Regions from separate parts of the Homo sapiens genome. Here region 1 is linked to region 2. A link is a loop called in an ENCODE intact Hi-C map of the cell type or tissue named here. Cell type or tissue: GM12878. All regions are shown on one strand. Links, peaks and the distances in the headings refer to the core of each region. The heading gives the core; the rest is flanking DNA.

Region 1 (15,818 bases), core at 3,225-5,724, 300 kb after region 2:
TACCACCCATGAAGAAGGCTGGGTTCAGAGCCCCTTGGAGAGCGGTGGGTGCCCCCTACCCCACTACGAGAAATGGGCAGGCCATCTAGTGCTGTGGGATGGGCAGCCCCACGCCTGGCTGGGATCGGAGCGTTGCAGGAAACCTGAATTCAAATTCCGGTTTGCCCTTGCCTAGCTGTGTGTTCCTGGGCAAGTCACGGTCTTCAGGCCATTGTTTTCCCAGCTGTCAAATGGGAAGGCCGGCCTCACCCCTTTGCGGGAAAGATCCGCCAAGACAGGAGCGCTGGGGAACTCCCAGGGACCGAGGGAGGGTCAGCCCCGGCTCCACGCGCGCAGTGGGGATGGCGGGAGGGGAGTGTTTGGGGGGCGTCCCTTGGGACCAGCCCCCGCCTTGCGCTCGCTAGAGGCGCGCGACAGTGCGCCCCCCGAGGGCCGGCCAGCCTCGCCTGCCCGGCGGCTCCTACCTGGCTCAGCGCGGCCGCAGCTCCTCTCCCGGGCAGTCTCGGCACATTTTGCGCAAACCCGCCCCCGGGTCCCACCCCGCGCCAGACCCCGGGGTCACGGCCCGAGGAGGAGCAGGCCGCTCAGCTGCCCCACCGGAGCCCCCGCGCTCCGGCTGCAATTTAAATACCTCTCCCGCCGGCCCGCCCCGCCACGCCCCCCTCTGGCGAGGCCGTGGGGTCCTAGCGCCTGGCCCCGTGCCTCGGTTTATCCGGAGCCGGCGGGGGCGGAGTGGGGTGGGGCGGCGAAGCATCTTCACCACCCTGGGACCTCGGCCGGGAAGGGGCGGGGGCCCAGTGTGGGGGGATGAGAGGGCGGGAGGGAGAGGGGTTGCAGAGGAAGCGCCGTGGGAGCGAGGCCCATCCCAGCGGCCGCCGCACGTGCAGTTCGCGGCCCCGCGGGGTCCGGAGGGGGGCGCGGTGGCTCTAGGAGCCGCAGGTCCACAGAGGAAATCCGGCCTGGCCCCGATTTCCCAGCTGCTGGCGCCGCCGCACTTAACGCGGGGGCAAACAGGCGAGGTGACGGCGGGGCTGAATGCGGAAGGAAATGACCCTTCGCTGGCCCTGGGGCGGCCGCGGAGGGGGTTCCCCGCACCAAGCCGTCCACTCTGGTGGGTCCTGGCAGGTCACTTTTCCTCTCCGGATTGTGCTCTAGTGTCTGGACCCGTACTCCTCCATCATCTGCGGGACCCTTCAACAGCCTGTGAAACGGCACCATCAAAGTCCTGTTTTCGGATGGAGAAGCTGAGGCTAGGGGTGGGGGCAGTGTGTACACATGAAAACCAATTGTCTGAGACTAGTAAGGTCCCTATTTATAGCTGGGGAACCTGAGGCTCAGAAAAGGTTAAATGGCGTGTCCAAAGTCAACACAGCTAATAAGAATCAGTGATTTGAGCCCAATCTGTTCATAAAGCTAAGTCTGATTCAGTTTGGGCATTATCTTGCCCGAATTTTTAAAGTACTGTGCAAATATGGGGTGGCGGTATTGTCATTTAGATTGGAGGTTGAAGCAGATCTTTCCCAAAGCCACCTCTCTTCTAGATGCCTTGACCCTACCAAATCACAGGTACCCTGCCTTGCTGCCTGTGGACTCTAGTATGCGGGTCCCTAGAAGAGAGGGGCCCTGGCTGTCCTCCAGGTCCTGGTTCCAAGTGTAGAAGGGGCCTCTTCCACAGTGTTTCTCTTCCCTGATCGTCACCAGCCCTGAGAGTGGGGCAGGGTGCCCCATTTTACATGCATGAAAGTGACCACCCAGGGCCTTGTGGCAAATCAGGGTAAGGCTGGGCTCAGAAGCGGGATTCCCTGAAGTCTCTACAGTTACTGCCTTTTCTTACCCCTGTTCAGTCCACTGTGGAGATGGATCTGGGGAGATGGGGTCAACCCAGAGAGGACAAGCCATGATAGCAGGTGCCATAGGGGCCTGACCTAGTCTTAGAAGAGGAAATCAGGGAAGGCTTCCCTAAGGAGGAGGCCTGAGCTGCAGTGAGGGGATGGGCAGGAGGTGCAGGTAAGGAATCTCTCAGCAGGGCCTGCGAAGGGTATCCAAACCTCTTTCCCTTCCCTCCCAGCCACCCAAGGCCTCAGATCTATGTCCACAGGGTCCTAGCTGGTCCATCCAGCCCCCTCTCTGGTCTCTAGTGCTCCATTTGGTCAAATGGAACCTCAGTGCCCCTATCTGTAAAGTGGGAAAGATAGTAGCTACTACTTGGAGTTGGTGCTAGAACTAAGTGCAATGGATCCAGCTGGAGCCTGCACCCAGTGGTTGTTAGGCAACTTCTCACTGCCTTTATTGTGGCAGTTGGTGGATACTCCTATATCCTGTGGGCTTCCTTTTCCAGGTCCCTGTCCAAGGGGCCAAATGTTCAGGAAAGTGCTTTGAAGCTGCCCTGCAGTATGAGCAGAGTGACTGGATCATTCGGGCAGTTCCTGGCCTTGTGTATCAGACCAGCTCCCAGCCATCCAGACCCAGGCTCGCTGAGCACTGCCTCACCCTTCCCGGAGCTGCTACCAAGCAGAAATCACTGGGCCATGGCAGAGCTTCTGCTAGGGCCCAGGAGGGCGGGGCTGGGGCTATGGTGGGCTGGGGGTGAGTGCCCCACCTCCCACTCCCCCGCCCCCAGAGGCTGTGGTTGTGGTTAGTCAGCTCGTGGGGTTCCACCTTACTCAGTGCCCGGATGGGGCTCCCCCACATTTGAGGCAGATGGGCAACCAAGCGTGCCCACCTGCTGCAGATGCCTCTGGGGACCAGGGGCTAAAAGCCGGGAAGCCCACAGGCTCAGCGCCCCTTCCTTCATCTCTTCACTTCTTTGGCAGTCATGTTGTTGTGTGACTTTTGGCAGGTTGCTCAGCCTTCCTGACCTTGGTTTGCTGACCTGCAAAGTGAAACTAATTACAGTACCGGGTGTATGAGGATGGCCTGTAATGACACGTGTGAAGTTCCTGGTCGCGGGGGCCTTTGCTCAGTAAACATGACCTCTCTCCTCTGGTGGGCCCAGGACAGTTGCTGAATAAAAATGCCCAATGCCTACTTTTTTGGAGCTCCCAGGCCAGATGAGAGACAGATGAGAGCACAGAGGATGATTGAGTCCAGAGGCCTTGAAGGCCAAGTCTAGGAGGCAGAGCTTGAGTCTGCAGGAGGAGGAGTGGGTGGAAACTGAGCAGACTCAGGCTTGCCTTGCAGCCATGTGGAGGGTCTTTTAAAGGCCACCAAGTCCAACTTCCCATCCAGTGTCACTTAGCTTCTGCTGGCACACCTCCAGAAATGGGGAGTTCTCCTGGGCAGCCCATCAGCAGACAGCTCAGTCTTCATGGTGTTGATATTTTTGTGGAAATGCTTCCATTCCTTCATGCATTGTCAGTGAAAATATAAGAGATGCATCTCTTCCTGTGTCCTCGGGACTACCATTCTGTAATGAAAAAACCCACTCGGGCACCAAGTCAGGCTCAAAGCTCCCTGGGAGGATTTCACCTCAGGCCAGATTGAAACCTGAGGGTCCTACGCAGGAGCAAGTGGCCCAGAAAGGTGATGATGTGCACATCCTGTGTGACCTTGGACAAGCTGCTAAAACTCTCTGAGCCTTGCTGTCCTGATCTAACTGTAGAGCCAGAGTGGAAAGGACCATGGCACCCTAGACTGACAATTTAGTCTCCACTGCTGTTTGCTGAACCCTCACTGTGGGTCAGTCCTTCATCTCATGTGGCAAATGAGAGTAAAGACAGCCATAGACAGCCTTCCAGTTAGGTGTCTTTATTCTCAATGACTGACCAGGAAACTCAGAGACCTTTATTCTCAATTACTGACCAGGCTCAGAGAGGTTAAGCAACTGCCTAAAGTCACACAGCACAGCTATGGAGCCAGTAATTGAACCGAGGTCTTCTGATTTTCAGGCCAGGTCTCAGTGCAGAGATGTGGCTGTCCTCACTCCCTGCTTCTGCCCAGCACCCACATGGGCCCCTGAGAGTCTGGGAGTTCCCTCACGAGCCCCTTCTGGGCCCTGCCTTCTAGGGCAGAACCCTGGGTTCCCCAGTTCTTCCCCTGACTCCCCTCCCTTTCTCCCTAGGGCAAATGGACTCAGGCCACACCAGCTCTAGGCCACCTCCTGGAGGGGCAGGAGGATGTTATGAATGGCCCAGTGGTGGGGAGTAGCTGGTCTCTTGAGTGGGAATATCAAGGGCTTGCAGGACCAGGCCTGGGGCCAGGTTCTTTACTTATCCCCTGCCCATAGCCATCTGACGAGGGGAGGCCTATCTCTGCCCCCCTTTTACAGAAGAGAGATGAAGCCTGCAGGGACTCTATGACTTGCTGGTGGTCACACAGCAGACACAGTGGGCATGCCCATCCAAGTCCTCAGGCTCCAAGTCCTCATTCGTGGCCAGAGAATGAGGACTTACTCTGCGGGTTTTCTGTTCTTGATGGAGGCACAAGGCACCCCCTCATGGCAGCACTTAGCGTTACCAAGGCAGGGGAAGCAGGTGCTGGTGAGACCCCATATACCCCGCAGCCACCACACGAAAGGCTCCTGGTTCAGAGTCCCGTCAGTGACTACTGTGACTGAAGGGACTGGAGGCTCCCAGAGGCCCCAAGGGAGTTGGGGGGATGGACCAGGCAGGGCAGGATCAGAAGTGTCTCCACAACCTGATGCTGTGCTGAGCTGTGGACCATGAAACCGCAGCTTTCTGCAGCACCAGGCTGCTGGGAACCCGAGGTCTTGTGCCTTTGAGCCATGCAACTTTTTCCTCTGTTTTAACTGCTTAAAGGTTAAACCTGATGTACCCTTTTCTTGATGATCCAGTGTTTATCACTTTGGGCTTTGGTTATGGTCTGTGAGGTCACAAAGTGTCATCTCCAAGGTACTAAAAACAGCAACGAGCCAAGGCCAGGATGAGGTGGCTGCAAACACATGAGCTCCTAAAAGCACCACTCACAGGAGCCGGGTGCTGGCATAGAGGAGGAGAGGTGGCCATAAATTTCAGAGAATCTTCCCAGCCTCCTCTAATCCCATGCCAAGAAATATGACAGATTCTAGGCCCAGAGAGGGTGAGGACGTGGCCCGAGGTCACACAGTGGGCCGAAGGTCTTATTCTCCTCCTCCACTTTCTTCCACAGGCCTCACGTGGGGTGCTCCTGGGTTCACACAGCAACCTCTTCAGAGGTCTAGCCCAGTTCTTCTCAAGCTTTGGCAAGCATCAGAATCCCTGAGGACTGGCTAAATAGATTGCCAGGCCCCATCCCAGAGAGTCTGGTTCAGTAGGTCAGAGGTGGGGCCCGGAATCTGCACCTCCAGCAAACCCTCAGTGGCGCTGATGCTGCCAGTCCTCAGACCACCCTTTGAGACGCACTGCTCCAGGGAAGTACCGTGATGATGAGGGGCAGGCAGGCTCTGCGGTGGGGCTCGGGGCAGGCCCTGGCCCCTGCTGTCATAGTTGCCCAGCTTTCACCTATGAAGTGGAGATAACGCCAGCCCCTCCCTCACTGCATCGCAGAAATGAAGGAATGAAATGTAAAGGTTATGGTTAACAGGATTATTAATCTTTCTTACTGTGAGTAATTTCAAGTCGGGAAGGGTATAGGCTGGGCCAGGCAGCTTTCTAATGCAGCTGTCATATTGCAAGCCATTCAATCCTTAACTACACCCAAGAAGGTAGATATTATTATTATTATTATTATTATTAGCAGCAGCTCCATTTTGCAGATGACACATGAGGAAATGCAGCAAGGATGAGTAATTAACTTAAGCTTGCACAGCCAGTACAGGTGAGTCCAGGCAGTGGGGCTCCAGCGCCTACCCACTGAATACTCGATCATTTCGTCACTTGAAGGAGCATTAATGAGCCCAAAGAGCAAATTATCTAAACATTCTGTGTGTAGTTGTGTTCCCCCTCCCATCTTAGGTGGGGTGAGGAGGGGACTGAGAAGGGCAGAACGGAGGAAGAGAAGCAACCTGGGTTTAGGAGAGAGACCCACCCGCATTCCCATCCTCGCTGCGCCACTCACTGCTGTGTAACTTTGGGCTGGTGGCCTCACCTCTGAACCCAGTAGAGTGAGGGCAGCCATGGACAATGGACCACTAGGGCAGTTTGAAGGGTGAGTGCGTTTGTATTAAGCTGTTCCTCACCAGTCAATGGCACAGCTTGCGGTGCTCCCTGCCCCGGTCAGCATTTGAGGGTTTTGGCAGCAGCTATGGTCTTTGTGCTGGTTTGTTTCAGGGAGAGAGAAGTGGTTTTCAAGCTTTCCCTGGCTGTGGTCAGGGGATGTAGGGAGGAAACCTGCCTAGAATGTAGCTGTGGCTGCCCCTCAGGGACAGTATGGGTAGGCAGCATGAGGGTACAGCGTTCCTCAGGGGGGCAGGTGGAAGCCCTCAAGGGGCAAGTGAGGGGGCGAAGGCCTGGGCACACCCAGTTGTCACTGGGACAGGGTCTTCTTAGGCACAGGTCACAGAGCCCCCATCTTGTCCTAGTCATGTTGCCAGCTTCCTCATGACCATAGGATCTTCCTAGAGTCCTTCAAGTATTATCCATTGAGGGGAAGCTGAGGCTCTACAGGGGCAAGGAGGAGGCAAGAGGGGGCTGCCCTCTCTGCTACATTGGATTTTCACCCCCTTCCCCTATGACATTTTTCCACCTGCTGATGAGAGCCACATGCACTCGCCCCACAGACATAGTGCACCTGCAACAACAGCCCAGCCACAGCCACACACACATCCTTCATATGCACCCTCAGAGGCAACATGAGATGCACAGGGCCACGACTCACGAAAGCAACAAGCATGCATCGACCTCATACACGAATTTCACGTAGGCACACACACGATTCACAAACATTCAGACATTTCAGAGACGCCCTCAAAAGTCACACAGTCACCACACATGGTTACATACATCCTGCACAAATCCAACTCTCAATTAAACACATGTGCAAAACACAACACAAACATGTACATTGAGCATACACCGTGTACACACACTATATCCATACATCCTACACGAACACCACACTCACAAACATACCAGACACATTGCACACAAACACAGCTCACATCCAGTATGTACAATAAAGACTTAAAATACCAAGGCTCCCCAAACCCAGTGCACACACAGCAGAGAGCACAGATAAGCCTCTCGTCTGTGTGCATGGACGTGCACACACGCACACACGTGAGCATGCCTGTACACACAGGCACAGGTGCACATGGTCATGGGAACTAGGCTGTCATCTCGCGTGGCTTGTGACTCTGATTTTTCTCAGAAGCAGACCACACATAAGTCAAGTGGCTTCCACTAGGGCTGGTTTCCTGAAGTGAAAAAGGAAAGGAGGGGAAAGGACATAGTTTGGGCTAAATTAGTCAGACAGACTCCTTTGGCCTCCCAGGAATCTCATAATTAATCCAGCTGGGATGCTGTGAGCTTCAGGCCCTGGGAGCTGGGCTGGGGCTTCAGAATGCAGAGTACTGCATCCTGTCTCCTGAGGGATGGATGCCAGGCCTTGTCCCCAAGCCAATCCCTCTGAAGGTCTGGAAGCTTAAAAAGGGGTTATGTGGCCTCAGGGCTGCCACTCCCTGACCTCTTCTAGGCTGTGTGACTTCAGCCTGCTTGCTGGTTTTTCTCTCCTGTGGTGCTGGGGTCAGGAGACCCGGATTTGAGGCCTGAACCTGACTCCCAAAACCAAACTTGCCTCTGCTGGCATCAGTGACCACCTGGCCTCCTGGTGGATGGGCTGTGCTTCCTGCTGGCAGAGGCAGCACCTGCCTCCTGGGGAACATTCTGGGCAAGCCCTCTTGTACACGCCCCTGTTTCACAAGCCCCTTCTGGGTCTTCCAGGTTCCCTTCAGCTGTGGCCCCCTCCTCTCATCTCCTCCTAGCCAGACCCACAAGGGAGCTACCTGCAAGAAAGCCACTCTTGCTGCCTCCATTGCCTCCACTCTCCACCTGTCTCCAGCCCCTCATTCCAGCAAGCACATCCATGGCAGAACTGCTGTGGCCGGACCGAGGGACAGTGTCCACGTCCCTTGGCTATGTTCTTCACAGCTTCCCCTCCTCCTTTAATGGCCTTCTTCCCGTGGCACCTTGGAACACCCCCTCCTGGCCCTCCTCTCTCCTCTCTTGCATCTCCTTCAGGATCCTGCTGCGGGCCCTTCTCTTCCTCCTCCACCTGATTTCTAAAGGTGGAAGCTCCCGGCTCTCACTCCCTCTTCGGCCTGGCGTTTTCTCCCCTGGCCCTTTCCCCAGGGCTGCTTCCTGGCCCAGGATCTCTTTTCCCGCTCATCCACTCAGGCCCCACATGGCAGCAAGATGGAGTCTCTCCAAAACACAGGTTTGACCAGGTCACCCTCCTGCTTAAAAGCCTTTGATGGCCCAGGGCGTCTGAGTCCACGTCACACTTCCCGTTTTCCTGTCTCTTTCACCACACATTGGGGCCAGGTTCTATATCACGAACCCACATACATCCTCCACCATCTCCTCTCCCCTTTCTTGCTCTCCCTAGCTGTGCCCAGTTAGCTCTATCAAAGTCCCTCTCCCTCTCTCTTTCTCCTGCCTCTCCCTCCCCCTCTCTCTCTTCCTTCCCATCTATCTCTCCCTCTTTCACCTGATTTAGAGTTACCAGAGGTGAGGGCTGCAGAAACTACCTTGTGGGGTTTCCATGCCATTAAAAGGAAAAAAAAAGCCGAGCCTCCAGTTCAAAAAGCTCTTCATTTCCCTGCTACATAAGTCCAAGAGGCCAAGTGAGAGGGCATGGTGGCTGTGGGAAGAAACAGCCCTCCAGTGGGCTTCCCCAGGCGGGTGGCCAGAGTTCATTAGTTTCTCCGCCTTTTCATTCTTCCGTGTCCCACCTACCCTGCAAGTTCTGACCTTGACCTGGGCCCATAGCACACTCTGGCATCTGCCCCCTCAACTCTTCCATCCACATCCAGAGACCTGGCTGCTGGCCTTGGCTTCACCTGGCCTCACCTGCCCCGTCCTCTGCACCCTACTCCAGCTCCATTCGCTGGGCCCTACCTTGCAGCTGGTGACCTTGTCTGAGTCACCTTTTTCCATATAGTATTTGGCTGGGGCCCATAAGGCCACCAGGGTGGTGCAGGTGGTGGGGGCTTTGGAGTTGAGGTCCAGTTCTGCCACTGGCTTGCTGGGTGACCTTGGACTGAGTCTCAGTAGCTGCATCGAAAATAGAGAATAATCTTTGCCTTGCATGATGGAAGTGAGAGGTACATTGCAGATATTCCATCCACATTAGTTCCTTCTTTCTAGTGAAATAAAGACCCTCCCATGGGCTGCCCACAGGGGAAGCCTTGGAGTCAGTGCCTGGGGAGACCTGAGCCACCCCTTTAAAGGGTTCCTGGACCTTGGACCAGTCTTGTAGTTGTTCTTTGGGTAACCACCAATGAATAAGGAAGCTGAGGCTGGGTGCTGGTGGGCTGGGGACAACACGGAGATTTGGGGATGAGGGGTGATGGGAAAAGGATGGAGAAAGGTGAAGCAGCTGCCAGGGAAGGGACTCCGGGAAGGAGAACTGAGGCTTTAAAAAGTTCATGAAGTTTGGCTGCGTGGTGAGCCATGATGCGTTGTCTTCTCTGGCTCCCAGGAATTCTTCACCAACTCTCCATTTCTCATAGTTGCACTGGGGAGTTGGATGTGGTTTTAGTTTCTGTCAAAGTGAAGAGTGTGGGCTCAAGGTGAACACATGGGAAGAACAGAGACTGCCCTCATGGCCAGCTCCCACCAGCCCATGTCTGTAATAACAATTCTGAAAATATGCTGAGACGATATTGTGATGTTCCTCAAGCTGGAAGGATTTTGTACCCGGACACAATAGTGATGGGGAAGGTTATCTCCAGGCCACTGGCTCCAGGCCTTAATGGGTAAATATAACTACTAAAAGGAATACTTTTTAGAATAAAAACTCTCTAGGTTGAAACTGGGGGTCAGAGGGATTTGGAAGGACAAGACGGGCCAGGGCATAGGGATAGAAAGGGGCTGGGCAGCCAGGGGAGAGAGCTGGCAGGGCCAGCTGGCAGGAGCTCCTCAGCAAAGGCCCTTGGTCATCAGTAGTGCACACTTGCTAAGTCGAAAAGTGACGTCGCAAGGTCTGCGTTGCAGGTAGATTAGGGGTGGGAATAGAGGCAAGAGAGCAGCATGAAGCCTGGTGCCCTTGTTGTGGACCGAAGTCGGAGACCATCGTGGCAGGCCGCACAGGACTTGATGACTGATTGTGGAGGTGGTGGAGAGCTGTCATGAGAAGGACAGGGAAGAGAGGGCCATCACCCATTTCTGCACCAGGAGACCAGGCAGAGCAGTCAGGGTAATTTGTGGCTCACGGGGAAATGTCCACAGATCAGAGATGCTTCTCCTGTCTGTAGATGGGGCAGTCACAACTGCCTCCCAGGAGAGAGTGTGATAGGCCACAGGAGCCAGCATCCAGGCAAGAATGGTATACGATGATCGCCTATGCGTTATGTCATAGAAAATGTTAGTGTCTGGAGGCTGGACACATCCTGGACACACGCCAACTTGGGCCAGGCCTTTCCGGTGGGGACAGGACCCTGAGATCTGCTGTTTCACGATGCACAGGGGCCAGGTTCCATATCCTGGAGCCCACACTCTGCACTTGACAGAGCCAAAAACCACATCCAGCTCCCCAGTGCGCCAGTGAGAAATGGAGAGTTGTTGAAGAACTCTCTTTGTGCTTCAGTCATTCAGGGAAGTTTCCCACGTGGGACTCCTCCGTGGGGTGCCCCATCACTCCATGTATCCCCCTCCTCCCTCTCCCTGCTGGGCAGCGGAGCCCCGGGAGCCTGCGGGCTGGGGAGGGGCCCACGAGTCTCCTGGGTTGCCAGAGGGGCTCCTGGTTCACTCTGGAACAACTTGCCTGCCCCCTAGTGGATTGCTCAAAGAGTCTCTCAGGCCGCGGAAACCTGCGCTGGTCCTGATGGAGAGACTGGGGCCTCCAGCAAGAGGGACTTGTGCAGGGAAGGCCAGGTCAGAGCCTACATGGGAGGTGGCATGGCCAGCCCTTGAGAAGGAGCCGGGCTTGGGTGTCCCACAGCCCCGGGGAACGCAGCAGCCCATTTGGTTTGTCAGTCTCCTCTCAGAGCCTCGTGTCCTCACCACTCAATGAAGATGCAGGGTCCTGAGACGGTGCACACAGCAGGTGCTCAGTACATGTGTGGCCTTTCCCTCCTTCTCTGTGTCACTTCACCTCCCATTCTATGAGAGTGTAGACTCCACTCTGTCTTTTGAGCAAATCTTGATTGTCATGCACGTGGATTTCCTTAAAGGGAGGCTCACCTGCCACCACAGTAGCCTCCTTCACCTCCCCTGATCTGTCATATTTCTTCCCCACTGAACTTTACTGGCCAGACCCTGGGGTCACACAAACAGGGTTCAGATCCACCTTTGCCCTCCAGAAGCCCCCTTCTGCAGGGAGAGGCTGACACAAGACCATACCTAGAGTGTAGTCAGTGATGGACAGGGTGGCCCAGGGCTGAGGGGCCAGAGGAGGTCCCCCTCCCACAGCACGTTGGGATGAAAGGGAGTGTGTCAGGGAAGGATTCCTGGAGGCAGTGGCAGAGGAACAGAGATTTGGAGAGGAAGGAGTTAGCCAGAAGGAGTGGGAAACAGGGAGCTGGGAAAGAGCCTCCAGGCCGGTGCAGGGGTTGGAGGTGAGGGCATCCACTGCAGCATAAGGGCAGTGGTGAGCAGAGGCAGGGCTGCGAGGGGAGCCATGAGCTGACATGCTGCCTGTGCCTGGTGTGCCGGGATCCCAGCTAAGCATCAGATCAACCAAGCTCAGATGCAGAGAACAGCAGAGGAGAAACCAAAAGGCGACCTCAGGAGCTGGCATTGCGGGAGGGGAGATTATTTATTCGATGCCTTTGGGCTAGTTAGTTCCTTAATTTGTTCATTCATCAATTCAGCTTTCTCGTACATGCCTCTTCCTGGGCATTGGACTAAAGGAAGGAACTAGATAAGGTCCCTCCTGTCAAGTGAGGATCAGGCATGGCAGCTACTAATTCCATACCGAGGAGGACTGGGAAAGGGTTTCAGGAGAAGGTGGCATTTTAGGTGGACTTTGAAGGATGTAGAGGCATTCACCAGGTGTTGAAAAAGGGACAAGTCATCTAGGTAGAGAAAATAACAAGAGCAAAGATGCCGCATCATGAGGGGTTTGCAGAAGTGTAAGGAGTGTGTCATAGCCAAACAGTTGGTTGTGTAGGGGGCAGATGAGGTGGGGCCAGCATGTGTAGGGCCTTGAATGCCAGGCTAAAGTATTTGGGCTTTTCTAAGGAGTCCATCTCAAAGTGTGCCCACCTGCAGAACCAGGGACCAAGCAATTCCAGATCACCCAGCCCTGCAAGGACCTTCTGGAAGCCCATAGCTCCATCTGCCATAGTGAGAACCCAACCTCTAGAAATGCCAGAATGTCCCCTTGCTGGGAATGTACTCCAAGGGACAGGTGAATGGTCACAGGCTGCTGGGGGGAAGGCAGGGGGCCTTCATTGGCACCAGCTGGCATTGACTCATCATGAAAGCCATGACTTGGGGCTCCATCTCTGGGGTCCCATCTGAGCATGTGCATGGAAGCCCATGCGAATGCCGTGCTGGCTCCTCCTGAGGGCTTCCTCAGACTCACCTGGAAGGTGCTGTCCTCACCCCTGTTCTGCAGAAGAGGAAGTTGTGTGCTCACTGAGGCTGCCTCCCCTGGGAACCCTCCAGGGACCATTGCTGTTTTTCTGGGCTTTTGTAGCCCTGCATCACCACCTCAGATCAGGAGACAGATGGGCTGACACATACAAGGCACTTCATCCTCCAAGCCTCCAGTTCCTCATCTGTAAAGTGAGCAAATAACTCTCATTTTAGAGAGTGGGCATGGTTGAGACAATATGCATGAAGCTCCTGGCACACACCTGGCCCACAGCAGGTAGCAGGTAAGTGGGGAAATAAATGAGACATAAAGCCTCCCAGGAGGAAACGGCCAGCCCCGGACTGGGGCATGATGCAGGATCCAGGTGGGCATGGGCCTTCTTCCTTTGTCCCTAGCTGATGGAGGAAGGTTAGAGAGAGGTGAGAACCCTGGTGTGTGTTGTGGGGGGGAAATATGGTTTGGCTGTGTCCCCACCCAAATCTCATCTCGAATTGTAATCTGAATGACGTGTCAAGGGAGGGATCTGGTGGGAGGTGATTGGATCATGGGGGTGGTTTCCCCAGGCTGGTCTCATGGTAGTGAGTGAGTTCTCATGAGATCTGGTTGTTTTGTAAGTGTCGGGCGCTTCCCCCTTCTCTCTCTCTCTCTCTCTCTCTCTCTCAACACCATATAAGAGTTGCCTTGCTTCCCTTTGCCTTCTGCCATGATTGTAAGTTTCCTGAGGCCTCCGCAACCATGCAGAACTGTGAATCAATTAAACCTCTTTTGTTTATGAATTACCCAGTCTCAGGTAGTATCTTTATAGCAGTGTGAAAACAGACCAATGTAGGGAGTCTAGTTACATGCAGTATGTCAGCTCTGGAGCCAGAGTTTCCTCCTAGAGTCCTTAGGAGCCTCTAAGAACAGAGCTGACTCAGCCCTTCTCAGCAAGGGCAGTTGAGGGAGTGAGCAGAGGGGCAAGAGCTGCTCCCACCATACAGCCTTCCAGAGGGCCCAAGAGCATGAAGACCCATGGCTGAATCTAGACACACCCTGACAAACAGCACACATGCACACAACAGGTACTTGGACACACATCACACATATGGATACACATGGTATGCACACAGATACATGTGTCACTGCCCCAGATTTTGGGACAGGAAGGGATGTACCACTGCCCCAGATTTTGGTGCTCAGACACGCTCAGACACATAACATACACAGTAAAGCCACATACATGTAGACACACCAAGGCCATAAATGCATGTACACAGAAACACACGGACACATAAATGCACATATACACAGACAACATGCACAGATGCCCACAGATGAGCACATACATGCAGACACAGACACAATGACAACCCACACATGTCCACAGGCATAGGCACAGGCTCACTGTCACTTGCCTGCAAAGGTCCCTTTCAGCTCTGGTGTCCACTTAAATATACAAGGTCACACAGATCTGTTCACCCACCCCACCCCCCAAGTCACATCTGCACCACACTTCTTAGCTGAGCGTGTGTTCACACGCACTGCCTCCTTGATCTAACAGCAGCCTCATAAGGCAGTTAGGGCAGGGGCCTGGACCCTCCTGTGCAGCGAGGAACAGAAGGCCTAGAGGCGCCAACAGACCAGCCTGGGCCACTTGGCTCCTGGCGGGTGTCTTAGTCAGCTTGGGCTGCTGTAACTGAATAACACAGATTGGAGGGCTTCAACAATAGATATTTGCTTCTCACCGTTTTGGAGCTTGGAAGTCCCAGATCAAGGTGCCGTCAGGGCCTGGCACTGGTGAGGCCTCTCTTACAGGTTCGCAGATGGCCCCTTGTTGCTGTGCTCTCCCTTGGTGGAAAGAGCTAGCTCACTGGCCTCTTCTCACAAGGGCACTAATCCCATTTGTGAGGGCTCCAGCCTTATAATCTGATCACCTCTCAAAGGTCCCACCTCCTAAGCCATCACATTGGGACTGGGGTTTCGACATAGGAATGTGGGCGGAGAACACAGGCCTTCAGTCCACAGTAGGAAAGGGGAGTCCTGGTTGAGCTCCAGTCTCCTCCTGCCCAGCTGTGGTGCCAGGGCACAAACCCATGCATATGCTCATGGATGCTCACGGCAGACACACAGCTATGCACCCAGAGGGGCTTCAGGAGTCACCTAGACCATGTACTCATTTTACAGATGAAGAAACTAGAGCCCTGAGAGAAAATCCATAGCCCTAAAGGGGGCCACCCAGAGGGCCTGTGGAGAAACCAGGGCCACATCTCTGTCCCTTTCCCCCACCCCACCCCACAGCTGTCCCACACACACAGACACAATCACACACAAGCCATGGGCACATTCCACAGATACACGCGTGCAGATCCTCCCTGTTCAACACTCCTGCAGGCTCGCAGGGTCAGATGTGGTGTTTCCACAGTCCTCTCATTTAACTCTCATGATGATATGGGATGTAAGAGTAACTGGCTCCGTTTTGCATTTCAGGAAACTGAGGCATAGAAAGGTTAGGCCCAAAGTTGCACAAGTAGGGACAGGCAGTGGCATCTCCCAAAGCCAATTCTACAATCACCATCACATCCTTACATACCTCTTGTCTCTTACACACACACGCACACACACACACACACACACACAGGGGCACCCTGGCGTCTGTGGGCACAGCAGCCCTCAGGCAGAACATTTTCCCAACAACCACCACTTCAAAGTTTTCGTACCAGCTCCCCGCTCCTAAGGGGTCTTTTGAGGAAAGGATAAGTTTGTTTGGGGCTTAACCTGCCCACTTGGCCCCGCCCCTCTCCCCTCAGTTGGGGAAATGAATTCCACGTGTGCCTGATCTTGCCTGCTCTGAAATCACCCGCGAGGATTTGGTGAGCACTCTTTGATGTTGGAAGCCAATTTAATAAGTTGGCTGTTGGGTTTTTTTTTTTTCTTTTTTTTTTTTCTGTAAGACAGAACTCTCATCTCAGTTTCCTGAAAACTGAGGAATTCTCACCTTCCCTCCTCCATCTTGAGTTTCTGAGTTCCTGTGTCCCAAGGCCTGGACTCCTGACACAGTGCTCACAGACACCCGAAGGTTTAGGCTGCCTTGGGGAGGAGAGGCAGGGAAGGAGGCAACGTGCTGGTTTGGGGAGGAGAGGCAGGGAAGGAGGCAGCGCACTTTGAGCATTTCCTATGGGCCAGGCCCTGTGTTAGAAGCTCTG
Region 2 (15,818 bases), core at 4,717-7,216:
GTAATCTCAGCTACTTGGGAGGCTGAGGAGAGAGAATCGCTTGAGCCCAGGAGGTGGGGGAGGTGGCAGAAGTTGCAGTGAGCTAAGATAGCGCCACTGCACTCCAGCCTGGGTGACAGAGCAAGACTGTCTTTAAAAAAAAAAAAAAAAAAAGTAGTTACCTTGGGTGAGTAGAAATGGGGCACCAGGAACCGAAGAGTTTTGTTTTGTTTTGTTTTGTTTTAATCATTTTGAGTTTTTTTTCCAGACAAGCGCTCACTCTGTCGCCCAGAGTGGAGTGTAGTGGCATGAACACAACTCTCTGCAGCCCCGACGTCATGGGCTCAAGTATCCTCCCATCTCAGCTTCCCAAGTAGCTGGGACTACAGGCATACGTCACCACACCTCGCTAGTTTTTTTGGTATTTTCTGTAGCGACGGCATCTGGCCATGTTGCCCAGGCTGGTCTCAAACTCCTGAGCTCAAGTGGTCTTCCTGCCTCGGCCTCCCAAAGTGCTGGGATTATAGGCCCCCGGCAAAATCAGGATTTTAAGAACAAAACAGATACTTTTCAGCTCCAAATCTGTCTTCATCTTAAAGTGGCAGGATATAGGAATACCTTCCAACATTGGTAAATACTTACATTTCCAACCAGACACAGTGAGAGAGAGAAATCAAGTCAAACAGAGAGACACCAAGCTCTTCTATTACTCACAGTTCTACAGATCATAGAGGTCTCAAAATGTTTGGCACATAATCGATAATGTTTATTTAGCTGATCAGGTGTTTTATCTTCTAAGTCTGCTCTCCTACAGTTCTCCACCCACTTCTGGCATCTATAAATAAAACCAAAATACAATTATGAAAATGAGCTCAGCATTTAAATTTCAGCCTTCAGTTTTAAGGCAAACATACATTAATAACAACGGATTCCTGCTCCCCTCCCTGAGAACATAATTTGGAGAATTTGATTAATAACAAAATAACAGTTGGAAAAAACCTTAGAAGTCATTTAGTACCAACATTTCAATTACAGACAAGGTTAAGAAGTAACTTGTTTGGAGGGAAGTACAAAATCATCAGCAGAACTAGAACTGAAACCTGCATCTTCCAACTCCCAAAACATCAGAGAAGATTCAACCATCAGCAGAACAAGCAGAAAGCTGCATGCACAGCCACAAGGCTCACAGCTTAACATTCCCTTCAGGATTTCAACTTCAACAAGCATACAAAACAACACTGTCACTGTAGAAAATCAGCAATTAGGCCGGGCGTGTTGTCACGCCTGTAATCCCAGCACTTTGGGAGGCCAAGGCAGGCAGATCAGGAGGTCAGGAGATCGAGACCATCCTGGCTAACCCGGTGAAACCCCGTCTCTACTAAAAATACAAAAAATTAGCTGGGCGAAGCGGCGAGCGCCTGTAGTCCCAGCTACTCGGGAGGCTGAGGCAGGAGAATGGCGTGAACCCGGGAGGCGGAGCTTGCAGTGAGCCGAGATTGCGCCACTGCACTCCAGCCTGGGTGACAGAGCCAGACTCCGTCTCGGAAAAAAAAAAAAAAATCAGCAACTAGATGTTCTTTAAATAACTAGTTTCTAAGGGAAGCATAAAGGCTGTATTCGTTTATCTTCCTATGAACACAAATTATTATCTACAGTAATACGTGCTGACTAGATTGCAAGCTCCATGAATGCAGGGACTGTGACTACACAATCTAGTACACAAAAAGTGTTGAAGACAGAGAACAAGACAAAGTCCATGCCCTCTCGGTGCTTAAATATTTTCAGAAAAGCTAATAATAAGCACTTATTATGAGCCAGACACGTTCTAAGTCCTTTCCAAAGATGGGTACTATTAATATCCCCCTTGTGCAGATGAAGGCACAGAAATATTAAGTAACTTGCTAAAGTCACAACTAGATCTTTCCTCAAATTTCTTTTCTTTTCTTTTTTTTTTTTGAGACAGAGTTTTGCTCTTGTTGCCCAGGTTGGAGTGCAATGCCATGATCTTGGCTCACTGCAACCTCTGCTTCCCGGGTTCAAGCGATTCTCCTGTCTCAGCCTCCCAAGTAGCTAGGATTACAGGCATGCGTTACCACGCCTGGCTAATTTTGTATTTTTAGTAGAGACTGGGTTTCTCCATGTTGGTCAGGCTGGTCTCGAACTCCCGACCTCAGGTGATCTGCCCGCCTCGGCCTCCCAAAGTGCTGGGATTACAGGCGTGAGCCACCGCGCCCGGCCCATTCCTCAAATTTCTAAGAATAAAAGTTCTGCCGTGGATAAACAGTATCACAAATTATTTTTTTGAGATGGTGTCTTGCTCTTTAGCCCAGGGTGGAGTGCAGTGGTGTGATCTCAGCTCACTGCAACCTCTGCCTCCCAGGTTCAAGCAATTCTCCTGCCTCAGCCACCCAAGGAGCTGAGATTATAGGCGTGCACCACGACACTCAGCTAAGTTTTGTATTTATAGTACAGATGGGGTTTCAGCACGTTGGCTAGCTTGGTCTCGAACTCCAGATCGCAGGTGATCTGCCCACCTTGGCCTCCCAAAGTGCTAGGATTACAGGCGCGAGCCACTGCGCCCGGCCCAACATATTCCTTTATAATTAAATCACAGTATTTTTTTTTTATGTTTTAACACTATTGTCCACCTCCCCCCAACATACATGCCCCTGACACTTAATTCTCTCTACTCTAAAAATGTCAAATCAAGGTAAAATGCTATGATTTTTAAAAAACTACACCTAAATTGTACAGCATTTCATTTGACCAACAAGTATTACTGCTCACAGTAACGATGCCTAAGATGTTCACAATTTAATCACACTTTTACACAGTTGTACATTATGATTATAAACATTTCATGTTTCAAAATCCAAATATTAAGTATAAAAACGATCTCACTATAAAATAATTTGCCATACTGCTACAGTTGTTTGTTTTTTAAATTCTTAAATCTCTGGAGACCTTCCACACAGAGCAATACTGTACATATTACCTCCGAACTAAGTTGAAACAGCTTTCTGATATCAACAGCAACTCTTATTCAGACAATCAAGAACAGAATGGGCATCAGGCAGAGAGCCTAATCAAATACACCTGACTTTCTATATGAACTACTTAAGAATAAATCTAGTGAAAGAAGTGCAAGACCTCTAATAATCTTTTTAAAGCAAACTTAAATAAATACACAAGTTTATGAACTGGCACACTAAATTCCAAAGATGTCAATTCTCCCCAAACCCATTTACTAATTCAATATAATCACAAGCCCAGTAAGTTTGTGAGAGAGAGCAAGAGAAAGAAATGACAAATTATTCTAAAACTTTTTATACACAACATTAAAGAACCAGGGATAACCAAGATAATCTTGAGAGAGAGAGAGGAAAAAGGAGGTTGAAAGAATTACACTACCAGATATTAAGACTTACTGTAAAGCTTATTAAGACAAGTACTGGCAGAAGGACAGAACAGTGAAACAAAATAGAGCACTGCAGATACTTAAAGGTAGCTCTGAACAGCAGCAAATATGGATTTTTCTTTTCCAATAAATAGGGCCGAGTCAGCTGAATATCTACATGAAAAAAATAAATCTTAACTCCTACTTGTACACCATACACAAAAATAAGTTCCAAGTGATTGGAGATCTAAATATGAAAGGTAAAACAATAAAGCCACTAAAAGATAACACAGGAGATTATCTTCATGACCTTGGAATAAAGATCTCTTAAGGCAACAGCACAAATGCTAGAGGAAAAGATATATAAATTAGGCTACTTTAAAGTTAATAACTTTTCTTCATTAAAAGAAGCCATTTAAGAGTGAAATGGCAGACCACAAAATGTCAGATATTTGCAATACATATATCTAACAATGGACTCACATTCAAAATATATATGAAGAACTCCTACAAATAAATAACCCAACATAAAAATAGGCAAGGGGCCTTGAACAGGCACTTTATAATAAAAAGGTTATAAAAATGGCAATACATAGATGAAAAAAAAATGCTCGATCTCATTTGCCATCAGGGAAATGCTAATTAAAGCCAAAACAAATTACTACATACCCACAAGAATGACTACAATGTAAAAGAGGTAATACCAAATATTGGGGAGAAGGTGAAGTAACTTTGCCCATCAACAGCAGGATGGATAAATTGTGGTATATTCATTCAATGGAATACTACTTGGCTATGAAATGAACAAACTATCTACAATCTCACAAACGTAATGTTAAGCAGAAGAAGCCAGGAGTACATACTACATGATTCCTTTGATATGAAATTCTAGAACAGGCAAAACTCATTCATAGTGATTGTTCAGAAAAAGAGTTAACACAGCAGACCTCAGGCTGCTGTCCTTAGAAAGGCCTGTTTGTTAAGGACCTTGGGCTGGTATCCGGGAACTTGGTTGGTAAACAGTTCCATACACAGAAATAAAATTTTTCCTAACTGATAATGCAGCTCAATGTGCCTAGACTGCTTGTGCAAACAAGCACACCTGCTGAACACCTGCCATCCCTTCTGGGAATTTGGAATTTTATTATATGCCAGGCAGAGGCTGCCTATGTGATCAGGACCCAGTAAAAACCTCGGACACTACGTCTCTAACGGTCTTCTCTCCACAGAAACACGGCACGTGTTGCCACATTTCCACCACTGGGGAAAAACGGGCTCTGGGTGACCCCCTCATGGGAAAGACGGAGCATAGGGAAGCCTATACATGGATTCCTTCAGACTGTGCCTGTCTTTTTCCCTCATGATCCAGATGTGTATCCTTACTACAATGCAATAAATCTTCACTGTGAGTACAACCATATACTGAGTCCTGCAAGCCCTTCTAGTGAATCTTTAAATATGGGGTGGTCTGGCTCCGCCTCAACACAGTGATGGAATAGCAGATACATTTGGGGAGGGTAACAACTGGGAGTGGGCACAAAAGAGGCTACTGAGGTGCTGCTAATGTTCTATATCTCAAACAATAATAAAGCTTCCATTCATTCTCCCTCTTCCCCCCAAAACCTAACTAATCCAAGGTATGTGAAGTCACAGTGGCTACCACTGGGGAGAATGGGATAATGGCTGGGAGAACCATGAAGCAGAGGAAGTTTGGGACGCTAGTGATACTCTATTTTTTAAAAATCCCGGTGAAATTTTCATGGATATGTTACTCTGAAAATCCAACATGATGTACAGTTATCATTTGTGATCTTCTGTGCATATGTTTTTTGGGGTTTTTTTTTGAGAGAGAGGATCTCACTCTGTTGCACAGGCTGGAGTGCAGTGGTGCAATCTCGGCTCACTGCAGCCTCCATCTCCTGGGTTCAAGCGATTCTCCCACCTCAGTCTCCCATGTAGCTGGGACTACAGGCACACGCCACCATGCCTGGCTAACTTTTTGTATTTTTTGTAGAGACGGGGTTTCACCATGTTCCCCAGGTTAGTCTGAAACGCCTGGGTGAAGTGATCGTCCTGCCTCGGCCTCCCAAGGTGCTAGGATTACAGGCATGAGCCACCGCACGTAGCTCTTCTATGTATACGTTTTTACATGAATAAAATTATAAAAATTATATATGACCGGGAGGCTGAGGTAGGAGAATCACTTGAATCCGGGAGGTGGAGGTTGCAGTAGGCCAAGATCGCACCACTGCACTCCAGCCTGGCAAGAGAGCGAGACTCCGTCTCAAAAAAAAAGAAAAAAAAAAAAAATATATATATATATGACCACAATAAGTGTTTTCACATGTGTATTCATATGTGTATTATGAATATGTATATATATTTATATACATACATACCCACTTACATACTCGTCTCAAATTTTTACCAATGCCTCCCCTTTCCCAGCTCTCCCTGTCATTGTTCTGTTCCCTGTACTCCAGATTTTGTAGACTTTTCCCTTAGCACAGTGGAATGACTCCCCAAATCCATCTGCTTCTCTCCATCAATAACACCCTGGTCCAAGCTACCATAATTTTTTACCTGGTCTACTAGTATCTCTTCCAAACTGGTCATCTGCCCTTCTCTAACCCCTTCTCCGTGCTGCAGAGCATTTTTTAAAGCCAATTTGAGAATGTCTCTCCCATGCTTAAGCTTTTAGTGGCTTCTCATTACTCTCAGGATAAACAACTGTGTTCACTTCTATCCTGGGGCCTTCCCTGCGCTGTTTACTCAGCCTACTACACTCTTCTTGCTGCTTTTTATACACTTCCTATGCACAGTTAACTATGACTCAGCCTTCAGATCTTAGCGCAAATGTCATTTCTTGAGGGAAAGTTTTCCTGACTCACATGTGTACATATATGTGGGTGTATGTGTATGAATATGTATGCACACAGAAAACTCCAGGCATTTAAGACTTTCCACCTCTCCATGTATAATATCTCAACTCCCTACATTTATCTTACTATATTATTCCCACAGTGTAAACATGCCCTAATGTCTCCCATCTTTAAAACTCTCTTAATCCTGATCCTCTTTATAGCAAAACTTGTTAAAGCATCCATTTGGACTGCATCCACTTATCTTGTTGTACTGTCTCCTTAATCAATGCCAAGGAGGCTCCTACTCTATCCCTTTTCCACTGAAACTGCTCAAGAAAATTACTAACGACCCTATCCTGCCAAATCCAACGGTCACTTTCCTGTACAGATTTTATTTCATTTTTAACTTTTCTTTTTTTTTTTTTTTTTTTTTGGTGGAGTCTTGCTCTTGTCGCTCAGGCTGGAGTGCAGTGGCACAATCTTGGCTCCCTGCAACCTCTGCCTCCTGGGTTCAAGCTACTCTACTGCCTCAGCCTCCTGAGTAGCTGGGATTACAGGCACCCCCCACCATGCCCGGTTAATTTTTGTACTTTTAGTAGAGATGGGGTTTCGCTATGTTGGCCAGGCTGGTCTCGAACCCCTGACCAGGTGATCCACCCGCCTCGGCCTCCCAAAGTGCTGGGATTACAGGCGTGAGCCATCGTGCCTGGCCTATCTTTTATTTCATTTTTAAAGTAATGAGAAGAGGTGTCATTATGTTGCCCAGGTGGGTCTCAAACTCCCGGGCTCAAGCGATCCTCCCGCCTAAACCTCACAAAGTGCTGGGATTACAGGCGTGAGCCACTGCGTGCAGCCACTTTCTGTACACACCTTAAACACCTTCAGCACTAGTCAACCATCACTGATTACTTCTTTGTTTTGTTTTTGATGTTTTTCCCTCATTGGTTTCTTACTAATGCAGCATTTCTAAAAGTGTATTCCAAGGAATCCTGTTCAAAGAATTGCTTCTAAAAAAAAAAAAGAGAGAGAGAGACAGGGCCTCAATCTGTCGCCCAGGCTGTAGCACACTGGTGCAATCATAGCTCATTCTAAGTTCAAACTCCTGGGTTTAAGCCATCCTCCTGCCTCAGCCTCTCAAAGTGCTGGGATTACAGGCCTGAGTGACTATGCCCAGTCAGAACTGTTACATTTAAAAAAAAAAAAAAAAAAGGGACCGGGCATGGTGGCTCATAATACCAGCACTTTGAGAGGCCAAGGCAAGAGGATCACTTGAGGCTAGGAGTTCAAGACCAGCCTGGACAATATAGGGAGACCTTGTCTCTATAAAAAATTAAAAAATTAGTCAAGTGTGGTGGCGTGCGCCTATGGTCCCCAGCTACTTGGGAGGCAGAGATGGGAGGATTGTTTGAGCCTGGGAGATGGAGACTGCAGTGAGCAATGATTGTGCTCCTGCACTCCAGCCTGGGTGACAGAATAAGAACCTGTCTCCAAAAAAAAAACAGGGTTCCACGGTCAAAAAAGTTCGGGTAATACCTATTTTATCCTGTCCTACCTGCTCTTAAGGTTTTAGACATTTCTGCAGGGCCTTTAAAAAAGTTAGCTAACCTCTCTGTACCTACTTTGGTCATCTGTAAAGCAAGGACTACCTCAAAATTTACTGCAAGGGTAACATGAAATAATGTATATATAACAGAGAAGTATATAACAGAGCAGTGCCTGTCACAAAGAATACACTACGTAAGTACTGTTCCAGCCTGGGCAACATGGCGAAACCCTGTCTCTACAAAAAATATAAAAATTAGCCAGGCATGGTGGTATGTACCTGCAGTCCCAGCTACTTGGGAGGATAAGGCAGGAGAATTACTTGAGCGCAGGAGGCAGAGGTTGCAATGACTGGAGATCGTGTCATTGCACTTTAGCCTGGGTGACAGTGAGACACTGTCTCAAAAAAAAAAAAAAAAGGAAAAAGAAGTACTATTATTACAACTCACCCCATTGTTTGGAAGATTAAATGAGTTGATATGAAAGTACTTCAGGCTGGGCGTGGTGTCTCACATCTGCAATCCTAAGACTTTGGGAGGCTGAACAAGGGGGGAATGCTTCAGCTCAGGAGTCCAAGACCAGCCTGGGCAACATGGTGAGACCCTGTCTCTAAAAAAAATTTTTTTCAAAAATTAGCCGGGGGTTGTGATGGGCACCTATAGTCCCAGGTATTTGGGTGGCTGAGGCTGGAAGATTGCTTGAGCCCAGGTGGTTGAGGCTGCAGTGAGCCATGCTCCTGCCACTGCACTCCAGCCTGAGTGACAGAGTAAGACCCCTCAAAAAAAAAAAAAGTTTGAAATTTGCTGCTCACATTTTAGAGCAGCAATTCTCAAACTTCATAGTCCCAGGATTCCTTTGCACTATTACATTATTGAGGACTCCAAAGATCTTTTATGTGGATTTTACCTAACAACATTTATCAGAAAAATTTTAAAAATATTTATTAATTCATTAAAATACCAACCTTATGTTAACACAAATAACGTTTTAATAAAAAATTGCATTTTCCAAAACAAAAATATTTAGTGAGAAAAATGACACTTCTTCATTTTTGCAAATCTCTTTAACGTCCAGCTTAACAGAAGACAGCTAGATTCTCACATCTGCTTCTGTATTTAATCTATTGCTATATGTTGTTTTGGTTGAAATATATGAAGAAAATCTAGCCTCATAACGATATGCAGTTAAAAAGGTTATTACAATACTCCTCTTTTTTCCATATAATTGTGAATTCTCCACAAGTGGTAGTTTCTTCAAGATTAGTTGAAATGTGACATCTGAGACCAGACCAATGAGCTTTTTCATGCCCTAGTACATAAAAAATCCCATAGTCTATCTTGCACTTTTATCCATGTATGTCTCTGTAAAACCATAAATTGGTCATTTGGAAAATATTAGTTCAGTGAGTTATACATACCATATAAATGTTAATGCAATTCATTATACAAAAAAAAAAAAAAACACATCAGTATCATCAGTGATCTCACCAGAAAAGTCTTTAAGTATTAGAGAGCTGTCAAGCTCACAGTGGCACATAAATTTTCCAAAATTCTAATTTTCAACTTGAATGCTCAAATTATCAGTTGTTCTCCTTGAAGTGGCAGGCTTGTTTATTTCTGAGAAAATGTCTACTGAACACTCAGATCTGAATAATATTTAGAAAATTCTAGAAAACACAACACAAAATTTATCAAAGCAATGATGCCATCATGTTATGTAGCAACCCAAAAATTCCACTGTCCACTCCTGAGAGACCAAATATGAAAAATGCAAATAATATCAGTGTTATTATGAAAATAGTTCTGACATTGTGGACTCCCTGAAAGGATCTTGGGGATTGCTATGGTCTGAATGTCTGCATCCCCTCAAAATTCATATTGAAACAATCCCCAGTGCAGTGGTGTTGGGAGGTGGGGCATCTGGGAGATGACTTAGGTCATGACGGGGAAGCCTTATTTGCCCCTTCCGCCATGTGAGAACACAACAAGAAGGCACCATCTAAGAAGCCAAGAGTGAGCCCTCACCAGATGCCAAATCTGCTGGTGACTTTATCTTGGACTTCCCAGCTTCCAGAACTATGAGAAATAAATTTCTGTTGTTTAAAAATCACCTAGTCTAAGGTATTTTGTTATAACAGCCCAAACAGGCACCCTCACGAGTCCCCAGAAAACCACTGTTTTACATTTCACAAAGTAGAGCACACCAGCTCTCAATCAGCCTTCATTAAATTGCCAGAAGAACCTTGGAAGCCCTCACCCATCTTGGGTGAGTTAGTACTAGCTGCCTGAGGAGGAAGAAGAGAGCTTCAACGCCCATCTCACTCTAATCAGAGCAATTCATTAGCTCTACCTGTACCATCTCCTGGTTTAGGAAGAGCTCCACTGTGAGCTGCCTCACAGTGGCAAGCCTTGGCATTAGGCAAGCCACCCTGGGGCAATCAAGACTTAGGCTTTTTTTTTTTTTTTTTACTTAAACCGTGTCACTGACCTAAGCTGGGTTGATTATTTCACTTTTTTAAAAAAGAAGCATATTAATGCCACGTTTTCTAAAACAATAAGAACTATTATGGTATGTGATTCCACACCATACACTTTATTAATTACACTCTTGAAGTTTAAATTATTTCTAAATAGCTGTTTCTAAAAGCATGCATGGAATTTATAACTGATGACTGGGAAATGTACTGTTTTAATAGCATTAAATATATTCATCTTTATTGTTTGTTAACAATGTTAGCATTTGAAGACTAGACTGGCAATGTCACCTTTTATCAACCTTCCCTACAACCTGTTTATAGAAGAAAAGGTGGGGGGGGGGTGGGTTAGAACTAATAACCCTAAAAATACTGTTATTAATTCAATAACACCTCTGGAAACTACTTCTTTGTTATAAATAACACTGGGCACAGTGAAATGGAAACTATCAAATACAGTAGAACTTAAAATCATGTAGTACGAGGAGGTTTGATTTGGATAAAAAGACCTTGAACATATTAAGTTAAACAAGCCAGACATAAAAGGAGAAATATTGTATGATTCCACCAATATGAGGAATCTAGAACAGGCAAATTTATAAAGACCGAAAGTGGATTCGAGGTTACCAAAGGCTGGAAGGGCAGGGGAATGGGAGGTTATTGCCTAATGGTTACAGTTTTTGTTTGGGATAAATGAAAAAGTTTTGAAAATAGTGGAGAAGGTTGCACAACACTGTGAATGTAATTAACGCCACTGAATTGCACACTTAAAGGTTAAATTAGCAAATTCTGTTGTATTTTACCAAAATTTTAAAAATTAATGTATATACCCCAAATCGTACACTTTACATGGGTGAATTATATGTGAATTGCATCTCAATAAACATCTTTTTAAAAAGAAATTCATGATTTGGTCTTGAAGCATTCAAAGGAGTCTAACGTTGAAAAGGGCAGAGACTTCGTGTGATCCTGGGAACAAAACTAGGACCTCCAAGGCCTCAATTACAGGAGGCAGATGTCCACTCAATACAAGGAAGAAACAACAGCCAAAGCGTCCAGAATCATCACGTGTCTTCTCACAAAGGGGAGGACTATCATTAGAGGTGTTTTAGCAAGGGCAAAGATGCCCATCTGTCAGGAATGCACAGGGCCTATAAAGGCCCATAAACATCTTTGTCTTCGAATGCTAAATTGTGTCTATGTTTTTTTTGTTTTTTTTTTTTTTTCAGGTAAGAGTCCTTATGCTAGATTCTCAAAAGGGATAATAACCCTAAAAATGATAAAAGTCACTATTATTGAGAAAATTCCAGTATTTCAAGTGAGATTTCACTAGATCTAAACACTTCTTTCAAATCTGAAACTGTAAACCCCTATAGACTATACTCCCCTTAAGGAGTGTAGTCAAAACAGGATTCACTACATATTAATACAAATGACCTGTGGTCCAGAACTGACTAGGGGTGCCCTCATTATGGAAGTGAAATAAACCTGTAAGAATGTCTTTGGGCTAAAATTTGGGTAAAAGGAAGATAACGCATAATGGGGCAAGGCCAAGTCAGACTAAGATGCTCCTCTCCTCTGTTCCCAACTGCTACTCCTCACTGTACTGAGCGAGTTCTTTCCCATGTCTCGGAACTTAAAACACTGGGAATGCCCCAGGACTCAATCCTCAGATCTGTTCTTTGCTCACTCCTTAGATAACCTTAACCCGTACCACGGTTTTAAATACCCTCTATAAACTGAGAACACCCATATTTACAATTTCCGGTTTGAAAGTCTCTGAATTTCAGACTTGTATATCCTATTCTCTCTTCAAGACATCTATTTTCTTTGAGGTGAAATTCTCATAACATAAAACTAACCATTTTAAAGTAAAAAACTAATGGCAATTAACACATTCATCATGTTCTGCAACCATCACCACTACCTAATTCTAAAACATTTTCATCACCTCAAAAGGAAACCTTGTAACCATTAATCAGTTGCTCCCCACTCTCCCTTTCGCCCAGCCCCAGGCAACCACTGATATGCTTTCTATCTCTATGGATTTACTTATTCTGGATATTTAATATAATAGAATCATACAACATATAAGCTTTTGTATCTGACTTCTTTCACTTAGCATAATGTTTCTGAGGTTCACCCATACTGTAGTATGTACTGGCACTTCATTCCTTTTCATGGCTAATATTTCATTGTATTGATATACATTTTGTTTATCCATTCAAGCACTGATAAACGTGGCTTGTTTCTACCTTTTGACTATTGCGAATAGTGCTGCTATGAATGTGTGTACATTTGGTTTTTTTGAATATCAGTTTGCAATTCTTTGGATATACGCCTAGGAATGGAATTGCTGGGACACACAGTAATTCTACATCTAACTGCCACTTGTGGTTTTGATTTGAACTTCTCTAATAACGAGTGATGCTCAGCATCTTTTCATGTGCTTTTTAGCCATTTATATCTTCTGTTTAAAGAAAGAAGTCCTTTGCCTATTTTAAAATTGGGTTGTCTTTTTGTTGCTGAATTGTAAGAGTTCTTTATATATTCTGGATACTGGACCCAGATCAAATGTATTATTTGCAAGTACCTTCTTCCATTCTTTTCACTTTCTTGGTAATGTTCTTTGATACACAAAAGTTTAATTTTGATGAAGTCCAATTAGTCTATTTTTCTTTTTACTGCATGTATTTTGGTGTCATATCTAAGAATGTGGTGCCAGCCAAGCACGGTGGCTTACACCTGTAATCCCAGCACTTTGGGAGGCCAAGGCGGGCAGATCACCTGAGATCAGGAGTTCGAGACCAGCCTGGCCAACATGGCGAAACCCCGTCTTGACTAAAAAAAAATACAAAAATTAGCCAGGCATGGTGGCGGATGCCTGCAATCCCAGCTACCTGGGAGGCTGAGTGAGTAGAATAGTTTGTGAACATCGGTGGCAGAGGTTGCAGTGAGCTGAGACTGTGCCACTGCACTGCAGCCTGGGCAACAGAGTGAGACTCTCAAAAAAAACAAAAAACAAACAAGAATGTGCTGCCAAATCTAAAGTCATGAAGATTTATCTGTATTTTTTTCCTAAAAGTTTAATGACATAGCTCTTATATTTAGGCCTTTGATCTCAATAAAAGTATAGGCCATTTGGAGTTCATTTCTGTATATGGTATGAAGAAAGACATCTATTCTTTTTTTTTTTTCATCTATTCTTTCTTTCTTGAGACGGAGTCTTGTTCTGTCACCCTGACTGGAGTGCAGTGGCACGATCTCGGCTCACTGCAACCTCTGCCTCCTGGGTTCAAGCGATTCTCACGTCTTGGCCTCCTGAGTAGCTGGACAGGCACGCACCACTGGGCTCAGCTAATTTTTGTATTTTTTAATAGAGACAGGGTTTCCCTATGTTGGCCAGGCTGGTCTCGAACTCCTGACCTCAAGTGATCCGCCTGCTTAGGCCTCCCAAAGTGCTGGGATTACAGGTGTGAGCCACCATGCCCGGCCTAGACATCTATTCTTGAATGTCTATCAGGTCTCTCAAACCCAAACTTCTAGTATTCCTCTACCAAACCTGCTCTTCCCAGTCTTCCCTATCTCAGCAAATGCTCACGTTAAAAATCTTGAAGTCGGCTGGGCGCGGTGGCTCAGAGCCTGTTCTAGCACTTTGGGAGACCGACACAGGAGGACTGCTTGAAGCCAGGAGTTCAAGACCAACCTGGCCAACATAGATTTTTAAAATCTTGAAGTCGTCCTTAAGTTCTCTTTTTCTTTTACAATCTACCTCCAAACCATTAGCAAATGATGTTGGCTTCACCTTCAAACCATATCTCAAATTTACCATCTCCTCCTCTATTAATCTGGATTATTACAACAGCCTTTTAACTGGTCTTCCGGCTTTCACCTTTGCCTCCCCACAATCTAATGAGCAGCCACTGATCCTGTTAAAATTTAAGTCTCTGCTCTAAACCCTTCAATGACTTCCTATTTCACTCATAATAAAAACCATAGTGCCTTCCAAGACCTACAAGGTCCTACCTAAAGAATTTGCCCCTACCATACACACACCTTTCTGGTCTCATCTCACCTCTCTCCCAGTCCCTCTCCCTGGACTCCTGGTTGCCCTGTCTTTGCCTTCTTTGGAATGCTGCTGCCCAAGGTATCTCCATGGCTGGCCCCTTCACCTGGTCTTTGCTCAAATTCACCTTCTTAGTGAGGCCTTCTCTAATCACTGTATTTAAAATAGCAATTGTGCGTCCCTTGATACTACTTATTCCCCTACCCTCTAACCTTTGTTTATTTTTCTCCACAGTATTTATCATCATCCGACACACTACGTATTTTACTTGTTTATTCCCCCCCCATTAGAATGTAATCTTCATGAAAGCAAGGACTTCGATTTGTTCATCTGTAACCCCCACTGCTCACAACAATGCCAACACAAGTAGACCTTCAATAATTAATTGAACTAATTAATAAATAACATAAATTATAGTCGCCCGTTGCTGCACCTGTTCCCTTACTGGACTGAGAGCTTTCTGCAAGCAGTGACACCCTTATTCACCCATGAACTCCCAGCACCTAACATTTGCGCTCGGCACATAGTAGGCATTGATTTTAAATGAATGAACCAACAAGACAGGCCTATGAAACATCTCAGCCTTTCAAACACAGTCCCTATGCTATCATTCCCTAAATATGTCAGTGTGTGGGGGTTATCCGAAGGAAGAGGTTCCAATACCAATTTCCACGCCCTCACGCGTACACCCTCTGTTATCCCTACAATACCCAAGCGAGAAAATGAGTAACGGTGACAGCCAGAAAATGAATCCTGAACCGTGCAATGACAAGTCCGAAGGAGAAAGCAGTTGCGATGAGATGAAAGAAGGTAGCGGGACTCAAAACAGAAACACTGTCCCGGGGGTGGTGGCAAGGAGAGGGAAAGGCCCCAGTGGCCACAACCATAGAGTCCTGCTCTCTTTTGACAGCTAAGGAAACTAACGCCCAGAGAGGAAAGCGACTCCCCCGAGGTCACACAGCAAGTGAGCCACGGCGAGAACCCACAGCATCCCGCGTCCGCGCGCCGCCCCAGCTCCCTCGCGTTTGGGGTGGTGTCCTCCGCGCAGAGCCCCCACCAGCGCACGTGCTCCGAGGTCCCCGGACGCCCGCCCGCCCACGGCTCGGGGCCGGCTCCCCATCTCGGTCCAACGCTGGGGTCGACGGCAGTGCGCTGCGCCCGCCTCCTGCGCCCCTCTCAGCCAGCCCGGGAGCCCGCCAGGGGCCGGCGGCTGGCAGCGCTCACCGCGAAGGTGGGCCCGGGCCGCCCGCTCTGCGCCCGCCGCTTACCTGGCAGGGTCCCGCGGGAACCTGAAGAAGGCCAAGTCGGACTGCGTGCTCTTCCGCGTGCAGTTGGGGGCAGCGCAGAAGTTCGGCATCGTCGCCCGCCCGCCGGCCGGCCCAGCCCTCCCCTCCCCGCCTCCTCAGGGCAGTCCGCCCGCCCGTCGGGGCCGGGGAGGGGAGCCAGGCCGGCCGGCCGGCTCGGCAGGGCCGACGCGCGGGGGAGGGGCGGGCGGGC

The links. Peaks named below come from ENCODE experiments on the same cell type or tissue, not always from the same donor. Only the 100,000 strongest peaks of a DNase experiment are listed, where the experiment ranks them.
Region 1: a loop joins it to region 2, with 2.6 times the contacts of the local background. A loop is called at or near these places in 9 of 110 quality-filtered maps.

The regions. Positions count from the first base shown.
Region 1 is chr11:76,670,150-76,685,967 of GRCh38, forward strand. LRRC32 (leucine rich repeat containing 32) reads right to left here and starts at 598. Exons shown (of 3, transcript NM_001128922.2): 1 at 465-598. It also overlaps the pseudogene GUCY2EP. RefSeq lists silencers at 353-482, 543-742, 2,475-2,714 and enhancers at 3,375-3,424, 4,771-4,850. In GM12878, for the core only: a CTCF peak has its summit at 4,413; a DNase peak (open chromatin) is centred at 4,632; H3K27ac peaks cover 1,280 bases.
Region 2 is chr11:76,365,159-76,380,976 of GRCh38, forward strand. It overlaps THAP12 (THAP domain containing 12), which reads right to left. Exons shown (of 5, transcript NM_004705.4): 1 at 15,590-15,818; 2 at 694-814. The coding sequence starts at 15,678. Among named protein-coding and RNA genes, the nearest start is that of THAP12, 8.1 kb to the right of the region's middle. RefSeq lists enhancers at 929-1,430, 15,179-15,680 and silencers at 6,175-6,284, 15,323-15,818. In GM12878, for the core only: no CTCF peak of the experiment used is centred there; a DNase peak (open chromatin) is centred at 6,233.